5 separate regions of the Homo sapiens genome follow, and regions 2, 3, 4 and 5 are each linked to region 1. A link is a loop called in an ENCODE intact Hi-C map of the cell type or tissue named here. Cell type or tissue: heart right ventricle. All regions are shown on one strand.

Region 1 (5,000 bases):
AGTATGGAGAAGACAGCATTTTATGATTCAATAAATAGAAGCCAATCGATCAATTTAGTTCATTTCCTCTTCCCTTCCACTTTAGGGTTTTAAGTCAGGAATGGCAATACTGGGCACATGTGCTACCTCCAGCCCACTGCACCCATGGCAGATGCTACTAATCATGACACTTGTTTTTCATGAATTTGTTACCAAAACACCAGAGGTTTGGTTTAGGTCCTACTGCTCCCCACACAGAATGCCAATCACCAAGTCAGCAAGCATTGCCAGGGAAGAAGGCTTTAATCGGTGCTGCAACCAAGGAGATGGGAGATGAGGTTTCAAATCCAGCTCCTGGACTGACAAAAATTAGGGTGTTTATATAGCACAGAAGGCGGGAAAACAGGAATTAGGGAATTAATCATGATCAATGAGGGATTTGATATCTCACTGTCTGGTTGTGGTGATCTATTGAGTTTCAGTCCCTTGTCTGAGGGTCAGTTCCTGAGGAAGGCACTCAGTTAAGACAAATACAAGTTTCAAGTGTTAAGATGGAGGGCCAATTTTTATGTTTATTCAGTGACCCATAAATATCATTTCTATGGGAAAACTGGGTCAGTTTCAAGTTCAGACAGGGCCTAAAATTTTTTTCATAATGTATCATACCAAGCAGTTCTTTTTTTTTTTTTTTTTTTTCTTGTAGACAGAGTCTCCCTCTGTAGCCAGGCTGGAGTGCAGTGGCTCAAACATGGATCACTGCAGCTTCGAACTCCTGAGCTCAAGTGATACTCCCAACATCAGCCTCCTGAGTAGCTGGGACCACAGATGTACACCACCACACCTGGCTAATTTCTATTTTTCATTTTTATTTTTTGTAGAGACAGGGTCTCCCTATGTTGCCCAGGCTGGTCTCAAACTCCTGAGCTCAAGCTATCCTCCAAAGTGGTTGGACCATAGGTGTGAGCCATAACACAGGGCCCATCCCAAACAGTTCTACCAGTTGATCAGAGTTGGCATGCAATGTGAAATCCATTTTCTATTCATGTCCTGAGTTTAGTAAATCTGGTGATTTTTATCTCTAAATGGAACTGCTTTATGAGTATCTTTATTAAGTCCAAAATGTAAACAGCCATTTAGAACAACATTAATATAATTACTCAAATGCTTTACGATACTATCTTGCCAGAACATAGATTTCATAGTGATAAACCAAAACCCACTTAACTAATGCTTAAATATATTTCCTTTTAAAAGGTGTCATTGGTCTAGTTACTAATGATATTAATTGCTTTATTTCCTCAGATCCCAATTTTGCATTGATCCATTTTCCAGGGCTTAGTATTGATTTTTTAAAGAATAACTTGTATAATATTAAGTGAGACAGCCATATCAATCAATTATAGTCCTCTCCTCAACTGGACAATTTATGCCTTGTAAATGTGGGTCTACACATAATGTTTTCTACAATGTCAGTAGGATTTCAAGTGCCTGGGGTTCTGTTCTTGTCTTTGTGGATTCCTTTCTCTGCCTGCCTTCTTCCCCTTCTCTTCTTGGCCTAATTATTATCTTTCAAGAACTAACACAGGAATTATCTTTCTGTGAGATCTTTCTGGAATCCCCACATTCACCATCACAATTAGTTTCTCTCTCCTCTCGGTTCTGTAGTGCTTTGTTTTTGCACCTTTAGCAGAATGGCTAGTTAGTCAGGGATGTGCCCATGTCCCCAGCTAGACTGGGAGCTCCTTGAGGGCAGCACGTGCCTTGTCACCTTCTTCTCCCCTCCATCTAATACGAAGTAGGTGGCAGATGCATCCTTTCCAAATGATTGACATCAATAAGACATTGAAAAAATATTGGGCTAGTAGAATTTTAATTTTGTTTGAACATGTTAATGTCCATGTTGGTTTACTTGAGAACACATAATTGGTGTAAAATTAGGTGACAAATTTGTAAATGTGGATTTAGGGAGTCATTCACATTGAAAGATTGAATTCTACTGCTGACTTCTACTGACTAAACTGCTGGCATTCTGTTCTTTACAGTAAAAGTGACATTGGGTGAAAGCATTGGTATCGGTGTCTAGCTGTTTTGAGCTGAGGCTACCTTTGTTTGAATGAAGGGAATATTTGGATCATCTGACTGGAAATATGTATGTCATGAGACAAGTATGCTGGCACTTCTGTTATGACAACAGATGATATCCTCTTCCTGAGTGAACTGGGAAAGGCAGGGAGTTTGGGGAGACCTGCAGCATGACCTGGGTCACATTCAGAATGCGTTCTGCTGTTCAGAGTTTCCTTGCTCTTGAGTATCACCCTTTGCCTCAGTTTTTCAGATGGAAAATGGGTGGAAGTCAGTGGAATTATTGTGTAATAAAAACAGCTAATGCTTATTTCCTATGCATCAAGTACCATGCTGAATACATGAGTTCATTTAATCCTGACAACAGCCCTGTGAGGTGTTACCATTAGGATGCCTACTTTACAGGAGAGGAAATGGCACCTTGGAGAGGTTAAGTGATGTGCTCAAGGCCAAATCCTAGTCAATGGAAAAGTCTGAGACCCAAATTCAAGTCTTTTTGACCATTGGCCCTGTGTGTGTGTTTGTGTGTGTGTGCGTGCGTGTGTGTGTGTGTGTGTGTGTTACCTCCATGCTAAGCTGCTTCTGCGGTAGCTCTAGAGAGCCTCATAAAAGAGCTAAATAAATAAAAGGGGTACGGGATATCCTTATTAGAGAGAAGAGTGTTTAGTAGGAGGTTATTATCTGTTTTCTTGAGAGAATTCCTGGCTTAGAGTAAAGACAGATGTTATAAAAACTGTACCCTGGTTGATTTGATTGACACCTCAAGATGTTTTGAATCTAGTTACACTTACATTACTGTCAGGTGATTTCTGAGATGTTGCTTTGTTGCAGTACAAGTTCAGAGGACAAAGGTCTTCCAGGGTTGGAGGGGTCAGTGTGAATGGAGCATTGGAGGTTGTGCCGCCTTTTCTGAGCTGTGCATGGTTGTCTTTTTTCCTACCAGTAGGTGGAAATAGAACTGAATCTTTCAGCACTTGCTCTTTCAGCTGAATCCTGGCAGGATTCCTTTAATTTCTGCCATGAAGGAAAAAAATAAAAAACCTCAGGAGAATTTTGGAGTGTACAGTTGGAGGACTGTTATTCTGCAGACTGGAATACTTCCAGTCTGATGGTCAGATAATGATTTCAGCCTCCTAGAAGGCCAGGGTGCTGGAAGCAGCTGCTGGCAGCCGTGGGTGTCCCATGAGCTCTGCTGGACACCCACCTTGAGGGGGGCTTTTCCTATCCTGACCACACATCCTTTTACAAGACTCCTCCCGTCCCACCCGTTTAAACCTTTGTCTTTACTGTGAAGTTGTGTATCATGTTTATTTTCAGAAACTGCATTTCTGAAATTAAAATCTACCAAGCTGAAACAGCACATAAGTGGATAAAGTACAAGAGGAAAGCCTCCCACCCACAGTTCCCTCACTTTCTCATTGTATTAACTGTTTTTTGCATACCTATCCAGACTTTTTCTATAACATAAACAATTATATATCTCATCGAAATAAAACAGGCATTATGTAACAAGTGTTGTTCTTTGCTTTGTGCACTTATGAGTGTATCAGGGCTGCCTATGAATGTGATTCGCTCTGGTGTTTCCCAGTTGGGGGCAGTTTGGCCCCCGAGGTGACACTTGGCAATGTCTGGAGACATTTTCAGTTGTCAACAACTGGGGTGACGGGATGCTACTGGCATCTAATGGGTAGTGGCCAGAGATGTTGCTAAATATTCTACAAGGCACAGGACAGCACCTCACAAAGCATTATCCAGCCCCTAATATTTAGTACTGAGGTTGAGAAACCCTTTGCTAGGTAACCTCATTCTTTGCAATGGTGCACTGAATTCTATAGTGTGAATTTCTCATCCTATGTTAATGTTTTCCTACTGGCAGTCACTTAAGGTTGTTTCCAACTCATCTCACCTGTAATCCCAGACCTTTGGGAGGCCAAGGTGAGAGAATCGCTTAAGGCTAGCAGTTTGAGACCAGTCCAGGCAACATAGTGAGACCCCAAGTCTGCCAAAAAAATATAAATAAATAAATTAGCCGGGCATGATGGCATGCATCTGTAGTACTAGCTACTCCGGAGGCTGAGGCGGGAGGATCACTTGAGCCCAGGAGTCAAGGCTACAGTGAACTATGATTGTGCCACTGCACTCCAGCCTGGGTGACAGAGCAAGACACTGTTTCAAAAAAACAAACAAACAAAAAAACAGTGTTGGAATAAATATTGGTTTACATCTTTGTGCACTTTGAGATTTTGTTTCTGCGAGATAAAGATACAAAATTAAAATATCTGAGGATAGGGACTTTATTTTAAAAGTAAAAAGTACTCTTTTACACCCAGAATCCCTAATTTGCTGTTCCAAAAAGCAAAAGACCTAAAAACAAAGTTTAAAAATTCACAGCAAACACAGGATTTGGTGGCAAAACCTTAGTTGAACTTGTGTGAGGCTAGTCTTTATTTATTACATTTAATGTGAATATTTAGACATCTGTTGCAGAAATCTTTATTTGATTATGGGTTACTGTCTCAGTCTCTGATGATGTAGTTACATAATATGGCACCTTATTGACTTTTTAAAAATATCTGAATTGAATTCTAAAGCTCTTTCAGCTTTTTGGCAAACATTGCCATCTGATAGATTTGTTTGCATTAGAATGGCAGCCTCGGGAATTTAATATTATAGTGATGTGCAGCATTTAGTCCTTAATAATTCTTATATGTTGAAATGAGCAGGTTGTGGTGACTTCAGTGATTTTGTTTTCAGCATCTATAACCCCCTTTTAAAGGTGATTTTAGTCCTATGAAGAAAAATTGCATGTTTTCAGGTCGCAATTCTTGCCTTGTGCTTTTCCGTACAAATTAGCCCCTCAGAAAACATGAAGCATGGTCTTGAAAATCACTTTTTGCTCATTTTTTTTTTTTGAGACAGAGTCTCGCTCTGTCACCTAG
Region 2 (5,000 bases), 150 kb after region 1:
TCTGGGAGAGGTGCTTAAAGAATTGGGCTGGGGGCCAGATTCTCTCCTCATTCTGTGCTTACTATTGAAATAAGCAAAATAATCTGCTACCATTAACACCTTTCTGCTCTAGTAGCACTCCCTATGCCTAAACCATAGTACTTTATATTTATATGATTTTTTTGTTTTTCTGTGTGATTGCACAGAAATTCTTTCTGGATTGGCAACACATCCCATTTTCCACTTAGTAAATGTGACCACCTTTTATGCTTTGGTCAACATTTTGACATTTGTCACTGAATCTTCATTTCCTTTTTGTGTCATTTATTATTTTATAACTAGCGGTGGCCCTCTCACCATTTAATGCTTATAAAATTATGAATACATCAGACCATAATAAGAATTGTCCGTGAGGCTTGTAAACAGATGTTGGGGTGTGTGTGCGTGTGTGTGTGTGTGTGTGGTGTGTCTGTGTGTGTGTTTATGATAACAGTGCTTACATAATCTCAACAACCAGGGCCCTGGGGACTCACACTCGGCAATGGAACAGTTGGTTTAAATTAGGTTTCCATGTGAAATATGGTATCGCTGTTTTTTTCCTAGCATTGTGGGAAAGTATATGGAAAATGATTTGACTGATAGGAAATAAATCTGGATGAGTGATCAGGATTGTGACACAAACCAAGTGGTGGTCTCCACCTGCCCTGTGAAGCAGACCTCTCCAGGGGGAGGTGAGTTAACCCTTTCCAGCCACTGGACTAGTAAGTCAATGCATGGTATCAGAACAGCCTGAAAGAATGACAACTTTCCAGAGACCCTGATTTGCCATCAATTTCAACTAGAAAGGAGCTAAAGCCATAGAGACAATATAGCCAGAGGCCTCAACAACTAATGAGTTGGGTGGCTTTGAGAAACTGTTTTTTTACTTTTCAGGATCTCATTTTTATTTGTGAGAAGTGTTTGAATTTCCAACTCAAAGAGTCAGTAGGGTTATGATGCTAAGTGTTTGCTGATGGTTTCCCATTTTAGGATAGGGCTCATCAAAAGCCAGTCAGACTAAAGGAAGAATTAGATGGATGCACCAATGACTCAGTCTCTGTTAGCAAAATAATTTCTTGCTCTAGTGAGCCAGGGTTTCACAAAGGTGACTTTTAACCAAGGAATCAAGTGAGAGGACAGGCATGGAGACTGTGAGCAAGGGGTTACTCATAGCTGCAGGAGACGGGTCAGCACTAGGAATCCCAGACAGTTCCTGGGATGATGTGGACCAGGGTTTGTCCCAAGGGTCTGATTCCAGACCTGTTCTCCTGATGCCACCTGAGGGCCCAGTGAAGTCCAGTACAGATGGAGGGCAGAGGCACATGCTGGGAGCCCACTAGGCTCAGGACTGAGCTTGAGGGTGGCAGGTAGCCCAGCACGTTTTGCTTCAGTCTGTTTCAGAAGGGAAGAGGAAGATTATTAATTACTCCAGTGCCTCTGGCTCATACCAGAGAATAGACCTGTTTTATCACTAAAACTCCCTGTTGCTCTGATTTTCCTGTTTGTTTCTATGTAGGGATAGGAAAGAGGTGTGAGCAACCATTCATTTTGTTTTTTTCATCTCTTTAGTCATATTTTGGACTCTTCTCAGTATTTTCTCCTTTTATTCCTGCTCTGCCTTCACATATGCAGCTCAAAACTGAGTGCTTAGGAGGACCTACCCAGAGCCAAGTCTGAAAAAACTCACCTTTCGGCTGGGTGCGGTGGCTCACGCCCGTAATCCCAGCACTTTGGGAGGCCGAGGTGGGTGGATCACTTGAGGTCAGGAGTTCAAGACCAGCCTGGCCAACATGGTGAAACCCATCTCTACTAAAAATACAAAAATTAGCCGGGCGAGGTGGCAGGCCTTGTAATCCCAGTTACTCGAGGTTGCAGTGAGCCAAGATCATACCATTGCACTCCAGCCTGGGCAACGAAGCAAGATTCTGTCTAAAAAAGGAAGAAAGAAAGAAAGAAACTGTCAACTTTCACCAGATGAAAGAGCACTGGGCTGGGAGTCCTACTTTTGACATCAACAAGAATTGTGACCTTGAAAAGTCACTTCTCCCATGAGCCATAGATTCTCGATCTGGAAAAATGGGGTTGCACTGCCCTCTGTGGTTGCTGCCAGCACTCAATGCCATTAATTCTTATCATTTTATCCACTTACAGGCAGTATGCCATTGACCTTGAGCTCTTATTTCCTGCAGTTGTCATGGGTCACCATAAACTCTGTGTTCCGGCCTCTCTAACTTAGTCCAGAGAAAAGTGTTGCTGTCCAGGCTTCAGCACTGATGCTGAACCAAGCGGAGCTTGTAGGGCCATGTGAGGTCAAGACCAAGACTTTGGTCTGTTGACAACCAAGCTTATCAACCCAGATGCTAGTCAGGATAGAGAAGGTAACTTAGGTGGACACCAGCATCTAAGCACCAAAGTAAAGGTGGCAGCAAAATAATCATAGAGCAGAAGCAGATGATTTAGAGGCTGCATATCATAAGGGGAGGGTGTAGACATGGATTATTTTTAAATATTGTCCTCCAGTCTGTGTAGCAGGAAAAACGAATCACATTAGAATAACTTTAAGCCCAGAACTGAAGAACATTAGAGTTTGTGTAAACACATCAGGCATTTTGTGAGTGGTTGATAATGCAACCTCTGGAGAAGACACCCTAAGTTCAAACCTAGGCTTTGCTACCTTCAACGTGGTTGAAGACCTTACACACATCCCTGAGGACAGTAACAGTCCCTGACTCTTAGAATTGTTGTGAGAGATAAATGAGGTAATATAGGTAAAGTGCTTAGAATGGCTCCTGGCACATAATAAGTGCTCTATAAATATTTGTTCATAATATTTTGTCATTTGAGGGGCATAATAGATAAAGCATTTGTAAAAGATTGTTTAAAAATGTTTTTATTTTTCCTTTGATATTATGTATTTTAATACTTAGTAAATGTCTTTAACTGATGGGTTAAGTACATTTCATTTTAATGTCCATCAGTCAAATATCTTTCAATCAAAATTATCCTTAGGCCTTATTTTCTTATAGTCAAAAGAAATTTTTTCAATCAAAGGATTTTATGAATTGCCTTTTTCAGCCTTCTTGTTTTAAAGAAAATAAAGAGAGAGTTATAAGAGATTAAGGACCTATAGGTCTTTTTTTTTTTTTTTTTTTTTTTTTTGAGACAGAGCCTTGCTCTGTCACCCAGGCTGCAGTGCAGTGGTACAATCTCGGCTCGCTGCAACCTCTGCCTCTCGCTGCTCGCTGCAACCTTCAACCTTGAAGCTGAGGCAGGGTTCAAGCGATTCTCCTGCCTCAGCTTCCCAAGTAGTTGGAATTATAGGCGCCTGCCACCATGCCCAGCTAATTTTTGTATTTTTAGTAGAAACGGGCTTTCACCACGCTGGCCAGGCTGGTCTCAAACTCCTGACCTCAGGTGATTCGCCCACCTCAGCCTCCCAAAGTGCTGGGATTACAGGCGTGAACCACCACGCCCAGCCAGGACCTACAGGTCTTTCATTTCCTAATACCAAATTGATATTTTTAGAAAAACAAAGAATGCTTTTGGAAAAAAAAATTGCCAAGCTTCTAGGACATAATTCCCGTGAATGTCTCTGTGTGTTTTCCAGGTGAGCTCCTGGGTGACATGGCTGATCCTCACGGCAGGCTCCATGGAGGAGAAGCGAGAAGTCTTTTCATATTTGGTGCATGTGGCCAAATGCTGCTGGAACATGGGCAACTACAACGCTGTCATGGAGTTCTTGGCTGGCCTCAGGTATAGTCAGTGGGGAATATGGTTATCTTGGCACAATCGCTTCTCATCACCTGAATGGCACTGAATTAATTGTCCAGGGACTCACCTTTACCCAAGCCAGGTAACTGGAAATGATTAACTTGGGAAATGTATTATCTTCTTTCAGCACCAAAGGCCCTGTCCCTCAAAGATGCTGCAGAATTCAGCCCCTGTGGGCCAGTCACAATCCTACTTCACTGGGTCTGCTGTGATCCTGTGTTCTTTGCCAAGCCAAGTGAAATTACTTGGTTGCATAACCCGATCAACCCCACCACTGACTATTCCCCTTCCTGTCCTGTAAACCCCACTGTTATCTGTCTCTTTTCAGGCCTGCCTTATGTAGTGTTCCAGGGCTATATGCTATAGACCACCAACTGCCCTTAGTAATAACAGTGGCTAGCATTGACAATAGGCCTCCAATAATGTAAGCTCTCATTATTAACAAACACTATATGTCAAGTATGAGCTATGCACATTCCCTATATTGTATGTTTTAATTCTCAAAACAGGTTTATCAGGTAGATACTATTCTTATTCCCACATTATACAAAAGAGGAAGCTAAGGCTAAGAGAAATTAAGTCATTCACCCAAGGTCACCTGGCATTGCTGGGAATACAGGCAACCTTGGTTTCGGAGCCCATGAGCTTGACCACTATGATATCCTGTTCTTATGCTTTTTCCATCAAGCTAATAACAAAATCACCATTCTGTTCATCAGGTTGCCTGCTTTATCCCCTTTTAGCCTCAGCTACCTGGCATAAAGTAACTGTTCTTACTCCTGTGGGAGGCAGCATGGTATGTGAGGAAGAAGAGCATGAGTTCTTAAGTTAGAATCAAATTAGGAATCAAATCCTTATCCAGGAATCAAATCCTGATTCCCCCAAGGAATACCTGTGTGATCCAGGCAAGCTACTTGACTTCATTGAGCCTCAGTTACTTTGTCTGCAAAATGGGGATAATACTAAAAAGCACCTACATCTTTAGGTAGAATTCAGTGAAATAATATAGTATTTGACACATGTGCGTGGCGTATAGTAAGGCCTCATAAAGAGAAGCTATTGATATTGTTATTGCTTCCTGAGATTCACCATCCTCATGAGGGTTCTCACTATAAAGGAATGTTAGTTCATAACATTACTGAGATTTTTCTTTGATTCTCCAGGTCCCTAGGTAGGGATTCTGGGTTAGGGGAGGAGATGAAAACTCCCAG
Region 3 (5,000 bases), 150 kb before region 1:
TATCTCTAAATCAAGGGCTTAGTAACAAAGTCCACAACTAGTATAATATTTTTTCAGAGTGGCTGTCAAAAACTGTACAAATTCATTAGTAAAGCCCTACACAAGGGGGAAAACGCCCCCAAACAGGAAAAATAAATGGCTAATAAATATATGAAAAAATCAACTTTACTGTAAATAAAGATAAATTAATGGAGCAGTGAGTTCTTTTCACTTTAAGTCAGAGTTTGGGGTTTGTTTTTATAAAAATAACACTTGATATTGGCAAGAGGGTTCAAATTGCCAGACAGCATTGTGGTTGGGAATGTTAAGTTGGTAAAAATTTTTTGAAAAATTTGCAATACATATCATACCCTGTGGCCCAGTAACTATTTCTAGAAGATTTTTCCTAAGGGAAAAAACCCCTGAAACACAGAAACAAATATTTACATAAAGACATTCCCTTTTATAATTTATAATAATAAAAATACAAATAACTATTCCATTTGAGTATATTAGGTTTAAAAAAGCTACCTTCATAGATTAGAATATTATGCATCTTTTCACAAGTATCTTTATAAAGACAGAAGTAAAGGGAAATCCAAAGGAATAGAAATCGTTCTATCATAAAGACATGCACACATATGTTCATTGCAGCACTATTCACAGCAAAGACATGGAATCAGCCTAAATGCCCATCAATAGTGGACTGTGTCAGGAAAATGTGCTACATATACACCATGGAATACTATACAGCTATAAAAAAACAAGATCATGTCCTTTGCAGGAACATGAATGGAGCTTGAGCTCGTTATCCTTAGCAAACTAACACAGGAAGAGAAAACCAAATACCACACGTTCTCACTTATAAGTGGGAGCTAAATGTTGAGAACACATGGACACATAGAGGAGGAACAGTGGACACTGGAGCCTTCCAGAGGGTAGAGGGTAGGAGAAGGGAAAGGATCAGGAAAAATAACTAATGGGTACTAGGCTTAACACCTGTGTGATGAAATAATCTGTACAACAAACTCCCAAGACACAGGTTTACCTATATAACAAATCTGCACATGTACCCCTGAACTTAAAAGTTTTTTGTTTTTGTTTTTGTTTTGTTTTGTTTTGTTTTGTGATGGAGTCTCGCTCTGTCACCCAGGCTGGAGTGCAGTGGCACCATCTCAGCTCACTGCAACCTCTGCCCCCCGGGTTCAAGCGATTCTCCTGCCTCATTCTCCCGAGTAGCTGGGATTACAAGTGCCCACCATGATGTCCGGCTAATTTTTTTGTATTTTTGGTAGAGACGGGGTTTCACCATGTTGGCCAAGCTGGTCTTGAACTCATGACCTCAGGTGATCTGCCCACCTCAGCCTCCCAAAGGGCTGGGATTACAGGTGTGAGCCACCACACCCGGCCCCAAATACAAGTTCTTTTTACAAAGCTTACCAAATGGAGCCACAAAAAAAGAAGTAAAGAGAAATCGTCATGTTATGATATTAAGTGGAAAAAGCAGGAGAATAAATATATAAATAATATAAAGTATATATCTACATATATATAATACATGTCCTCACCTCTAAGATGACTAAATGATCTCTGAGGTCCCAAGCATGATTTTATAAAGTGAAGAGAGCAGTTAGATATCTTATCAGTGTATTGTCATCACATGTTATCAATGTCTGGAATCTATAAAATGATGCCAGTGACACTTGGTACTAGTATGAGGTCAGATTCCCTAGGAGAGCCCCAGACAGAGGTTGAGGTGTGTGTGATTTACTGGGCATATGCTCTTCAGGAAAAGCTCATGAGGAAAACAGACCAGGGAGGGGGAAAGAGGCAAGCAAGGATGCACTTTTTTAAATTTATGTATGTATTGAGACGGGGTCTCACTTTGTCACCCAGGCTGGAGTGCAGTAGCACAATCTCAGCTCACTGCAACCTCTGCCTTCAGGGCTCAAGCAATCCTCCCACCTCAGCCTCCTAAGTAGCTGCCACCACACCAGGCTACTTTTTAAATTTTTTGTAGAGATGGGGTTTTGCCATGTTGCCCAGGTCAGTCTCGAATTCCTGAGCTCAGGTGATCCACCCTCATGGGCCTCCCAAAGTGCTGGGATTACAGGCTTGAGCCACTGCACCTGGCAGAGGATGTGCTTTCAGGAGCATAAATCACACCACTGCATTGTAGGTGGGTCTTATACCCAGAGCAATTCTTGGGGATGGGGAATCTGTGAGCCATTAACAGCCAGGTTCAGTGGCCTTAATTTCTAAATTTTGTTCTCCTGGGTAAAATAAGGTGCCTGAATTAAATCAATGAAGGATCCTTCACGTGGGCCTGGGAATCTCCAGGAATTATATTTAAAATTCAGCTTTCCATGCAGTTTTCTGGGATTCAGGTGCATAACTTTTGTCAGATTCTTTGAGGACAGGGTGACTTCAAGCTTCCTTCCACCCCAGCACTTTGAATAGGAGTGTGAGAAGAGACTTAGGTCAGAGGAGGAAGCTAAGCACTGAATTCTTAGTTCTAGTTTTAGAAACATAATCGACCAGAACAGGGATTCTTTGGTCTCACCTTATCCCAACCCCCATTCAAATTTAGGAAAATTAAAGGCAGTCTCCCAGAACCCACTCAGACCCACTCGCTTTCACAGCCACATCTTTTCAGCTCCGCCACCTCCCGGTGAGGGGGGTGTTATCCTCGTTTTACAGAGGGGAAACTGAGGTGCCAGTGATGTGACTCATTCAGAATCCCACAGCACCCCCTTGTGGTGTGGAGCTATGGTCAAGACTTGCTGTGGAAACCAGTGGCTTGCGTTTCTTGATTTTTTTTTCTTTTTTTGAGACAGGTTCTCACTCTGTCACCCAGGCTGGAGTGGAGGGGCTTGATCTCAGCTCACTGCAGTGTCAACTTCCCAAGCTCAGGTGATCCTCCCATCTCGGCTTCCCGAGTAGTTAGGACCACAGGAGCATGACACCAGCCCAGCTAATTTTTGTATTTTTTGTAGAGATAGGGTCTCACCATGTTGGCCAGGTTGGTCTCGAACTCCTGGGCTCAAGCGATCCATCTGCCTCATCTTCCCAAAATGCTGGAATTACAGGCGTGAGCCACCATGCCTGGAGAAATATTTTTGTTTTAAAAAATACTGTATTTATCTTTCAAAGGTGATACTTTAAAAATTCAACAAGCGAGAAAGTAAAGAAAAGGGAATCCTTCTACACTGTTGGTGGAAACGTAAATTGGTGTAGCCACAGTGGAAAACAGTTTGGAAGTTTCTTGAAAAATTAAAAATATAATATGATTAAAAAATCCCACTTCTGGGCATATATCCAAAGGAATCAAAATCAGTATACTGAAGAGATATCTTCACTCCTGTGTTCACTGCGGCATTATTCACAATAGCCAAGACGTGCAAGCAACCTAAATTTCCAAAGGACAAATGGATAAAGAAAATGTGGTGTATATATACATACAGTGGAATATTATTTAGACTTAAAAGAGAAAGAATCTTGCCATTTGCGACAACATGAATGAACCTGGAGCACATTATGCTAAGTGAAATAAGCCTAACACAGAAGGACAAATACTACATGATACCAATTATATGAGGTATCAGGTATAGTCAAACTCGTAGAATCAGAAAGTAGAATGGTGGTTGCCAGGGCCATATGGCAAAGGAAGATGGGGAACTATTGGTCAAAGGGCACAAAAAATTTCAGTTATGCAACATGAATAGGTCCTAGACATCTGTACAACATAGTGCCTAGAGTTAATAATATTGCATTTTATACTTAAAAATTTGCTAAGATGGTAGATCAATGTCAAGTGTTCTTAACACAAATTATAATGAGGGTGGGAGGAAACTTTTGGAGGTAATTGATATGTTTATGGCATAGATTGTGGAAATGGTTTCATGGATGTATACTTATCTCCAAACTCATCAAGCTGTATGCATTAAATATGTACAGATTTAAAATAAATAAGTAAAGTTGCAGCAACAGTCAGAGAAGATTTTCCAAGGACTGCAATCACATTGCTCTCAGAACATATTTTCAAAGCAAGAATCTGTATAGGACATTGACATCTGGATTTCTGATGCATTTCTTGTATCTTAAATCAGGGATTGCATCATTAATAAACTTCCATATAGTTAAAAAATTAGCAACACAGAAATGTAAAATATAAATGGAAGGCTCAATTCCCCTGACCTTTAAGTAGTAGAGTGGATTCTTCTTTTATTTTTCTCCTCTTTTTTTTCCCATTTTTTTAGAGACGAGCTCTCCTTCTGTAGTCCAGAGTGGACTGCAGTAGTATGAACTTACTGCAGCGTTGAACTCCTGGGCTCAAGCTATCCTCCTGCCTCAGCATCCTAAGTACCTGGGACTACACATGTACACCACCATGCCTAGCTGGATTCTCTTTTCGATAGATACATATAGATTTGTTTGTTTAATTGATTGATTAATTTTTACAAAATGGAATCATATGGTACATTCTGTCCCGAAACTTCTGTCCCACTAGACAGTATATCACGAAAATTTTTCATGTCAGAAGATAAAGACATACCTCATTCATTTGAAAACAATAGTAAAAACAACATGTATATATATTTCAGACCATCAATATGTTAATTTAAACGGCCAGATTAAATCATATTGGTAAACAATGTGGAGTGAAACTTCTGCCATCTTAGAGCAATTATTCGAACTTCCTGTAAACTGATTATGAAGGTTGTAGTTCTAAACTATTCAAAAAATTCAGGAACTTTTCAGGACCACTCACAACAAATTGTTAAAATAAGCATGCTCTCACAGCCCCGGGGGCTGCCCTGCAGGAAATGTTGGATAATGTTCAGGTCCATCTGCTTTGTGCAGGTGCTCATGACATCGTAATGACAAACTGTACAATAGCAAGAGAACATACAAGCTGCTTTGCCATGATTATATTATATTATATATAATTTTAGCTCTTATAATTTTGGTGTCCTGCCTGTCTGACCCCTTATACTTATAAGAGAGTTTTTATAAAGTTT
Region 4 (5,000 bases), 200 kb after region 1:
CTCTGCAACAAGAAAAATATGGCTCTTTTTGCCTGACCCTGCAGGCGGTCACACCTTATGGTTGTCTTCCCTTGTTCCCTAAAATCGCTGTTATTCTGTTCATTTTCAAGGTGCACTGATTTCATATTGTCCAAACACACATGTTTTACAATCAATTTGTACAATAGTGGTCCTGAGGTGACGTACATTTTCAGCTTACAAAGATAACAGGATTAAGAGATTGAAGTAAAGACAGGCATAAGAAATTAAAAAGTATGAATTTTGGGAACGATAAACGTCCGTGAAATCTTCACAATTTATGTTCCTCTGCCACGGCTCCAGCTGGTCCCTCCGTTCGGGATCCCTGACTTCCCACAACAATAATGCACCCAGATTTAGAAGCAGATATTCCATTATACTTCCCCCTTCCTTTAATGGTAGAGGCATTTGTGGAAATGAGGCTCTCAGTGGGAAAGAGGGGCACTGACAAAATGTCCCCAAATATTAATGCCAACAAAACTAATTAACTTTTCATATTGTCCTGGCCTAAGCTTTGATTTTTTTTTTCAATTAAAAAATAACTCAAGGCCAGGCCCAGTGGCTCACACCTGTAATCCTAGCACTTTGGGAGGCTGAGGCGGGTGGATCGCTTGAGCTCAGGAGTTCGAGACCAGCCTGGGCAACAATGGAGTTGATATAAGCATTGTGTCTGCTTTCCCTCCACCCACCTCCTTGACAGACACACATTCTGCTTTGGAGATCCATGCTCAAAATCTTTGTGAGAATTGTGTCTGTGGTTCTTTACACTATGTGGACGCAAATTCTACCTATGTCTTTGTCCCTGCTCCCTACCCCCTCCAAAGTTTTATCCTTTTGACTTGACTTCATCTGAAACTAACCTTATTCTACAAACAACAGCCTCTAACTGATTCTCTGTTTTCTTATTTAATACATCAGACCACAGAATATTTTCCTAAATAGTTAGAACTGACACCAGCTGCAGAGTGGCCTCGACCTCTCCTCCTGTCCTTCTAAACACCTCCCTTCCTTTCAGTAAGAAACTGTGAAGGGGGCAGGAGCAGGGGACAGCTTCTTTCCTAGTTCCTCTTCCTAAGACTTTTTAAATAATTCAACCAGTCTAAAATATCTACTATGTTTATGAAGTGTACATATATTTATCAATTATAGATAAAAGGCATTGATTGTATGTTTTCCTTCATTCTTTTTAGACTGTGTTTGGAGAAAAGCTGGTGACTAAATTCTTATTTGAGACTGATTTCTCAGATGATCCAATGCTTCCTTCACCTGACCAACTCAGAAAGAAAGTTCTTCTTAAAAACAAGAAGCTAAAAGCCCATCAGACGCCAGTGGATATCTTAAAGCAAAAGGTACTCCCCTCTGTTAAACCAGTTATGAAAAGGCAGTGTGCCTAGAACAAAGAAAAATAACATCATTCTAACCTTTCAGATGACCTGCTGGTTTACTAGTTTTTCAAGACTGACTTTCCTTAAATGATAAGTTTGATTTTGGGCTTTTCATTCCATAGACCAATAAATTCTCTCATCTCACTCACCCAAGATTTAATTTGTGGAATAGTTCCCACATAGAATATACCTCCGTTATTTAATTTATTCTGAGTGGGATGAAGTGTGACTGTTGTGTCTGAAACTGAGCTTAGGGGGTTGTTCATCCCATAATGGCTGCTATAGTCCCCTTTAGGGAGAGTCCCCTTAGGGGAGCCCTTGGCATGGGGCCTGTAGTAGAAGCCCAAAAGCCATAGCCCTGTGATCCCAGCGTATCACTAGTTTATGCTGCTTGGGCCCAGATCCGGACAACAGAGATCTGGGCCCAAGCACGACAAACCCACCTGTGTAGGAGACCCTCGGCTCAAAGGTCTGTGAAAAAGTTCAGGTACAGAACACTGAGTCCATTTTCCAGTCTGCACCTACTTATCCCACAGGATGACAGCTGACAAAACTATTTGTCCTACTTAGGAGGGCACTGTTGGTCCTAAAACATCACTTTGGAAACTAGCCAGCTACAGACTTGCTCTCAGGCTGGCTCAAAGAGTACAGGCACACAGATGCTAAACATACAGAAACCAGTTTCTTTACAAACATCCGAACCTGCATATTCCCTTGAAGTGTTTGTGTCCTCTGAAGGTAATACATTACCCAATTTGAAGATCACCCATGATTCTGGGCCAAAAGTTGCAAAATCAGCCACTTTCAGGGGCTAAGCAGGAAACATCAGTGTGAGGAGCCAGCTGGATACAGGACAGCTGGAAGTGGTGAGGACAGGAGTGGAGTGTGCACGCCGTGTCAAAGAACAGCTCTAATTCAATTATTTTTAAACACTGCACCAGCCAAACAAGTCAGGTCTGGAGGTGCAGTCAGCCCCAAGGGCCACCAGTTGGAGACCTCCAGTAGGTCTACCTTTATCCAGATCTGCACTTCCAAATCTGCTCCAGGTGACCTTGCTTTTGCTTGGGTTTCAGAGGCCATGGCACCTATGCTGATGGGCCTTGTTACAAAGTTATTTAAATGTTAGCATGTATACTCTACCTTGCCTTCCTCAAATGCCACATCAGTGACTGACCACCCAGTGTGGTGCTTTTTCTTCTAGAGCCCTGTTCATCTGTGCTGTTTTCTTTATCCAACAATTCCTGCCCAGTCCTCACTGCCAAGCAGATAAAGCTGCTAACCACACATACCACTGTGGTCTTCAAGATAAATGATAAATGTGAATGTCCTTGCCTTTTCCATTCTGTGCACAGTCATTTGCAGTTACTTATAAGGCCTTCATTCCACTAATGAACAGAAGTCTTTTTTATGTTGAGCCCAAATCTTCCTTCCTTTTCCTCCTTCTCATTGGCCCTCCCTCTTCCCTCTGCAGCTGTACAGACTAATTTTATATTTAGAAAGCTATCATGTGTTTCCCCACCAGCTTTTCTTCTCCAAGCTAAAAATTCTTGTTGTGCCAACTGTTCCTGACAGGATATGGTTGCTAAGACTCTTTACTTACCATTAAGAATATCGTAGATATTCTTAAATTTGTGGATATTCTTGAATTCGTCAATCTGAAAATGTGATTTCCAGAACTAAATCAGTATTCTAGGTAGTATATTACAGCACAAGAACAGTGAAACCATCACCTCCCCTAATTTGAACTTTAAACCTTTGTTAATACAGCCTCAGACTGTCTGCTTTTCAAAAATTCTTGGCCAGCCGCTGTGGCTCACGCCTGTAATCCCAGCACTTTGGGAGGCCGAGGCAGGTCGATTGCTTGAATCTAGGAGTTCAAGACAAGCCTGGGCAACATATCAAATCCCCATCTCTACACAAAATATAAAAATTAGCTGGGCATGGTGGCATGTGCCTGTATTCCCAGCTACTGGAGAGGCTGAGGCAGGAGGATCACCTGAGCCTGGGAGGCCAAGGCTGCAATGAGCCATGTTGTGCCACTGCATACCAGTCTGGGCCATAGAGTAAGACCCTGACTCAAAAAAAAAAAAAATTCTTTAGCACACACTGAGCTCATGTTGAGCTTGTAGAAAACAAAAAGCATTCAGTTATTTTCATATAGACTGTTCTTATGCCCAGCGTTCCCATTTTTCCAGATTAACAATGAATTTTAACCTTTTGTATATGGGAGCCTCACATTTATCTCTATTTCTGCTCTTCTTGGTTTTGGTATATTATTACGTCCTACAAAGTTCTTTGTGAATTTTGTTTCTGTCATCTGGTACATTTATTAGCAGTTTCTCAAACTGTGTCTTCATCCCAAGTTGCCCTTGAGTCAGCCAGCCACATGGAGAGGCCTGTGCCCTTCTTAAATAAGCCCCCTGGCATTTGATGATTATTGCCCCCGTCTGGTGCTCTCCTCTCTTGTAGCCTGCATTTCCCAGAGTGTGCTTCGACTTCTTTATTGATTTCTTTATTTATAAAATAGAAAACTGAAACCTGGCCACTTGTGTGACTTTCTCAAGGCCACCCAGCTCATAGCAATAGAGCTTAGTCTCAGACTTGGGTCTTTAGAGAAGCCCTTTTCAAAGGTGATACAGAAGTCAGAGTACATTAATAAGAATAATCGCTGGAGCACTTTGAAAAACAGATTCTAAGGTCACAAATCTGACTGACTAAGTCAGAATTTCCAGAAGAAAGGCCTGGTCATCTGTTTATATAAAAATAATTCCTTAAGTCACCATGGTGTCTGCGTAAAAAATAATAACAATAATAATTCTTATTATCCTGGAAGTTTGAGAAACACTATTTATCTGCTGTTTTTCCCATAAAGTGAATTATCTTATCCAAAACAGCTAAGGAGGTCACTGTGTGGTAAACTTGTTCTTAGTAGATCCACTCTAACTCTTGCAAATCACCTCTTTATTTTCTAAGTTCTCACAAACCAAGTGATTAATACCCCATCATGAAATTTTGTCAGCTATCACCTTGACACTGCCCACAGTATAATTTCCACAACTTACTTGTTCCTTATTTTGGAAAAATGGGACAATATAATCCCTATTGCCAGTTTTCTAAGACTGCTTGCAACCTTTCATGATGACTTCCCAAGGGGTACCAGCAATGATTCCACAGTCACATCCGTAAGGCCTTTCTGTTTTCTGGTAGATCATGGGTCTAGACCTAGTGATGATCTGACCTCAAATAAACCAGGTGATCCAGAGCTCCAGTGGGCTCAGACCTACCCGCTAACATAGAAGGCCGGAGTCATTTCCCATACAAAGAACTCACCCTCAGCAAGGATGGATTGACTCAGAGCAGGATTTCTGAAGCCCTCCACCTGCCTCTGGCTTGTACTGAGATGCATCCTGAGGTCTCCTAACTATACCCCACCAGGATCCTCCAGGATTCTGACATTCCTCTCCTGAATTTGAACCCAAAAAACTCAGTTCACCTTAAATGACAGACACTGCGGCTAGGTACTGGGGAAACAGAGAAGTGTAAGACATTGCTCCTGCTTAGCCCTATGAGGGCCAGTCTCCTCATCTGACCCATACC
Region 5 (5,000 bases), 370 kb after region 1:
TTGAACTCCTTCCTTTGTCACTTTTCTGGTGTCCTCTCTAAACCAAGGACTTTGTAAATGAGAAGAGTTGGTACACAATCTGTTTCTAGTAATTTAGAAGCTATTTCTTCTGATATCTCTGTTAACATCTGTATTCTTGAGTTCTTAAGACTTTCTGATCTTATTTGACTTCTGAACTTTGGCTCTTCAGTACTAGATAAGTGAGAATGGAAAGCAGTGAGACTGGATCAATCTGCAGTGTTTTAAAGTTCAGAGAAGTTATTGCTCAGAAGAAGACATATAGTACATTTCCTATTTTTATCCTTCCCAATTGTAGTTTACCAAATTTAACACAGCTAGCATTTATAAAAACAATCACATGAAGGCAATAATCATCATTCAAATTGGAAAAGATATCTTCCTTTAAAGATTTAATAGTGTTCCTTTTATTGCTCAGAAGAAAAACTGGTTTTCCAAGTAATATGAGAAAATAATTTTAGATCTTTAAAAACATTATTGTAGTTAATTCTTTTTTTCTTCTTTTTGCATTTGAATAAAAGGTTTATTTTTTTCCTCAGGAAAAACAAAGTTAGGGACACACACTATGCTTTTAGAACCCATATTCTTTTGTAGTTGGTCCTAACCCTTCCTGGCACAGCTGTCAAAAGCACTAGCTGTTTAACCAGAACCAAGATGTTCACCCCCATAGAATGTACATGCACGGCACTAGAGGACTGCATGTTTGTCCCTGAGAGAAGCATAAGACAAACAGAAGTTGCTGAGATTGCCGTCTTTCTAAGCAGCCCCTCCCTTTCCCTTTTGAAGGATTTGCCTGAACTATGTAGCTAGTCAGTAGTTAGACCATGTGCCTCCTCCTCTCCCTGTAAACTAACTTAATTTCTTTTTTCAAGAGACTTGGTATTGCTATGTTGCCCAGGCTGTCTTCAAACTCCTGGGCTTAAATGATGATGCTCCTGCCTCAGCTTCCTGAGAAGCTGGGACTACAGGTATGTGCCACCACACCTGGCTTGTAGTTAATTTTCTTTACAAGTGATGAAAATAGTGAATAGTTTATCTATTGGTACTTAAAACTGTGTGCTGTGATCCCCAAGCCATGTGCTCAGACACTCTGGTGTGCTGCACTTAACACACTGGGGTACTGTGGGATATTTAAATTTTTTGAGGCAAACAGTGATATTCCACATCAGTTGGATATGGTGGAGACTGGTAATTAGAAGCAGTACACAGTTCCAACATTAAGTGCTACTACATACTTTTCTGTGGCATCATATCTTTGTGAATCTGTTTTTTCTGAGGTTGCTGTGATAAAAACCAGATACTGTAAAAAAGTCAGCGTGGGACTGGAAATGAGGGTTATGTCTAATCTGATTTTAAGGTTTGAGAAATTGTATACAATGCACAAAGCCACACATGCCCAAATTGGTAATTAATTGCGGTTATTTAAGAATGAGGCCGAGTATAGTGGCTCACGCCTGTAATCCCAGAACTTTGGAAGGCAGAAGCAGGCAAATCACTTGAGGTCAGGAGTTCAAGAGCAGCTTGGCCAACATGGTGAAACCCTGTCTCTACCAAAAATACAAAAAATTAGCCAGGCATGGTGGTGCATGCTTATAGTCCCAGCTACTTGGGGGATGAGACAGGAGAATCGCTTGAACCTGGAAGGTGGAGGTTGCAGTGAGCCAAGATCATGCCACTGCACTTCAGCCTGGGTGACAGAGCAAGACTCCATCTCAAGAAAAAAAAAAAAAAAGAATGAAAGAAAACATATTTCTTTTTTCAATTTATGTGTATTTTTTTTTTTTAGCAGTTACTAAGTGTTAGGAAATATATCCTTATTAAATTGTTTGGACATAGCTACTTATTAAACAGAATCATTAGGTATTTCTTTTGGCTTAAGAGTTACTGTGAAAAAAATCAGAGACACTAAAGGCATTGACCAAGAAAGGTTGGGAACCTCTGCTATTGTGACATCTTAAGTTTTAGCTCCTTTTTTTTTCTTTTGGTAAAGTCTGAAAGTAACGTCTCTCGTCTAGAATGTTTCAGAAGACCAAGTTCGCCCTCTAGAGGCAAAACGGTGGTCTTGCTACTGAAGGTTTATACAGGTATTTTTGATTTTTATGGTAGTTTAAATATGCATGCACATACATTTTTATATCTTTATATAAACTAATGTTCTATGATATTTTCTTACCATAAGTCTCTGAATAAATTACTGGTTGGATAATTATCTTTGCTGATACGCTGTATACCTTTAATCTGCTATTTTCATTTCGGAAAGCCAAGACCTCACATTCTCTTTTTTTTTTTTTTTTGAGACGGAGTCTTGCTCTGTCGCCCAGGCTGCAGTGCAGTGGCACGATCTCGGCTCACTGCAATCTCCGCCACCCGAGTTCACGCCGTTCTCCTGCCTCAGCCTCCCAAGTAGCTGGGACTACAGGCGCCCGCCGCCACGCCTGGCTAATTTTTTTGTATTTTTAGTAGAGACGGGGTTTCACCGTGTTAGCCAGGATGGTCTCAATCTCCTGACCTCGTGATCCGCCCGCCTCAGCCTCCCAAAGTGCTGGGATTACAGGCGTGAGCCACCGCGCCCGGCCCCTCACATTCCCTTTTTTATATATGTGGTATAAAAACTTGATGAGTGGGCCGGGAGCGGTGGCTCAAGCCTGTAATCCCAGCACTTTGGGAGGCTGTGGCGGGCAGATCACGAGGTCAGGAGATTGAGACCATCCTGACCAACATGGTGAAACCCCGTCTCTACTAAAAATATAAAAATTAGCTGGGCGTGGTAGCACGTGCCTGTAGTCCCAGCTACTTGGGAGGCTGAGGCAGGAGAGTCACTTGAACCCGGGAGGCGGAGGTTGCAGTGAGCCGACGTTGTGCCACTGCACTCCAGCCTGGCAAAAGAGCGAGAATACGTCTCAAAAAACAGCAACAACAGCAATAGAACTTCATGAGTGGTCAGGAAAAGAACAGCTCTTTTTCATTTGAGAAGAAGGGGTAGAGTTGAAATGTAGTTGCTGCCTCTGCCTCTGCGGCCCCTTCTCTGATCCTTTAACTGACGATTATTTCTCTGCGCCACTTATTTTAGTTTTCGAACTTTCCAGCTATGTCACAGCTATTAGTATATGTTTTAGTGCCCTTTTTGTGGTTATGTTTGTTCTCTGGGAGGCATTATGTATAGTCAAGTCATTTTTCTTCTGACCTTTTTCCATCTTCAAAATATGTATCAGCTGGGTGCGGTGGCTCACACCTTTAATTCTAGCACTTTGGGAGGCTGAGGCTGGTGTGTCACCTGAGGTCAGGAGTTCGAGACCCGTCTGGCCAACATGGTGAAACCTGGTCTCTACTAAAAATACAAAAATTAGCTAGGTGTGGTGGCAGGTGCCTATAATTCCAGCTGCTCGGAAGGCTGAGGCAGGAGAATCACTTGAGCCTGGGAGGCAGAGGTCGTAGTGAGCCAAGGTCGTGCCCTTGCACTCCAGCCTGGGTGACAAGATTAAAACTGTCTCAAAAAAAAAAAAAAGTATTACTTTTACCATGTGATGGAACATGTTTCTACCTCTTGCTTTCTACTATCTCTGCTTCAATGTGTGTCCTCTACTCCCTATTTGTCTAATTTTGCTGTCCTCTTCCCTGCAATTCTCATTTTTCAAAGTGGGCATGATTTTCTTTTTATAGTAATGGTAAATTTACAATTTTATGTCTCTGTTTTAACTTAGAAACATTTTTTCATAGCACTGATTTTTGAATTCTCTAGAAGATTATGAATATAAAACTGTATCTGAGTTCCTTTACCATGTATGCTTTCAGATAGATGTTATTACGTTTGGAATCAGAAACCGAAAGTGAATATAGTATCAGTAAAGCCATGAAGAATGTTAGGACACTTCTGTCATGTTTTGGGATAGGTTCTTAAGCTGTTAAGGCTTTAGGAAATGAAGAGGTAGCTGGTAATTTAGGTGTGAAAAACTGCTTGGAGAAATGATGCCTCACTTGCTTTTTGAATGGTAAAGCAGTAAGATTTATTAGGAGATTAGAGTAGTAGTATTTCATTGGCTAATAACTTTTTAAAGCAGGTCTTCAGAAAGAAGTTGTTGATTCTTTTAAAACATTTTTTGAAAAAAAATTTTTTTTTGGAATGTGGGGCTCACTATGTTGCCCAGGCTGGCCTCAAACTCCTGGGCTCAAGCAATCTTCCCGTCTTAGCCTCCTGAGTACAGGGCACTACAGGCGCACACCACTGTGTCCTGCAGAGTTGCCATATTTTTAAATATGTTATTAAACCAAACATTTCTTTAATGGAAAGACATCTGTAAGATTACACACTAAGTAAAGAAGAAAAGATTTAATTTACAAAGTTTTTGCTGGGTGCGGTGGCTCACATCTACAATCCCAGCACTTTGGGAGGCTGAGGCAGGTGGATCACTTGAGGTCAGGAGTTCCAGACTAGCCTGGCCAACCACATTTCTACTAAAAACACAAAAGAATTAATGGCCATAGTGGTGCTTACCTGTAATCTCATCTACTTGGGAGGCTGAGGCAGAAGAATCACTTGAACCTGGGAGGTAGAGGTTGCAGTGAGCCGAGGTCGTGCCACTGCACTCTAGCCTGAGCTGTTTCAAAAAAAAAAAAAAAAAAACCTTTTTTATGTATTATTAGTGACACAAATAACACATGATTATATTCTCTTTATAAAATATAAAACATAGAATGATATATCTCAGTTCACTTTCCTTTCACATTTTTAGGCCTTTTAAAATTCATTTTTTTGTGTGGAAAAAACACGTAATTATTTTTACATGTATATATTTTGCATATGTGGAATTATATGTTTTTTTCTATTTCAAGAATGAAATGTCACCATATTTAATTATATAGATGTGTATATATATACACACACACACATCTATATACAATTTAACTTTACATGTTTTGTACCTGTATCTTTTCAGAGATATTTGGGTTCATAAGTGAAAGAATCTGTTAAATATTTTAAAACT

Evidence for each region. A loop is a pair of places that touch in the nucleus more often than their neighbours do. Peaks named below come from ENCODE experiments on the same cell type or tissue, not always from the same donor. Only the 100,000 strongest peaks of a DNase experiment are listed, where the experiment ranks them.
Region 2: it touches region 1 in a loop (4-fold over the local background); 19 of 110 quality-filtered maps call a loop at or near these places.
Region 3: it touches region 1 in a loop (2.2-fold over the local background); 24 of 110 quality-filtered maps call a loop at or near these places.
Region 4: a loop joins it to region 1, with 5 times the contacts of the local background. A loop is called at or near these places in 5 of 110 quality-filtered maps.
Region 5: it touches region 1 in a loop (4-fold over the local background); 9 of 110 quality-filtered maps call a loop at or near these places.

The regions. Positions count from the first base shown.
Region 1 is chr10:94,073,533-94,078,532 of GRCh38, forward strand. All of the region lies in intron 2 of PLCE1 (phospholipase C epsilon 1), which reads left to right. Among named protein-coding and RNA genes, the nearest start is that of PLCE1-AS2, 33 kb to the right of the region's middle. In heart right ventricle, a CTCF peak has its summit at 3,008 (motif pointing right); no DNase peak of the experiment used is centred here; H3K4me3 peaks cover 379 bases; H3K27ac peaks cover 2,698 bases.
Region 2 is chr10:94,223,681-94,228,680 of GRCh38, forward strand. It overlaps PLCE1 (phospholipase C epsilon 1), which reads left to right. Exons shown (of 33, transcript NM_016341.4): 5 at 3,626-3,771. Among named protein-coding and RNA genes, the nearest start is that of PLCE1-AS1, 61 kb to the right of the region's middle. In heart right ventricle, a CTCF peak has its summit at 2,118; a DNase peak (open chromatin) is centred at 461; H3K27ac peaks cover 2,851 bases.
Region 3 is chr10:93,918,808-93,923,807 of GRCh38, forward strand. No RefSeq gene overlaps it. Among named protein-coding and RNA genes, the nearest start is that of SLC35G1, 27 kb to the left of the region's middle. In heart right ventricle, a CTCF peak has its summit at 2,701 (motif pointing left); no DNase peak of the experiment used is centred here.
Region 4 is chr10:94,272,354-94,277,353 of GRCh38, forward strand. It overlaps PLCE1 (phospholipase C epsilon 1), which reads left to right. Exons shown (of 33, transcript NM_016341.4): 19 at 1,209-1,367. Among named protein-coding and RNA genes, the nearest start is that of PLCE1-AS1, 12 kb to the right of the region's middle. In heart right ventricle, no CTCF peak of the experiment used is centred here; a DNase peak (open chromatin) is centred at 2,258; H3K27ac peaks cover 3,978 bases.
Region 5 is chr10:94,442,438-94,447,437 of GRCh38, forward strand. All of the region lies in intron 2 of TBC1D12 (TBC1 domain family member 12), which reads left to right. Among named protein-coding and RNA genes, the nearest start is that of TBC1D12, 42 kb to the left of the region's middle. In heart right ventricle, a CTCF peak has its summit at 2,072 (motif pointing left); a DNase peak (open chromatin) is centred at 2,064.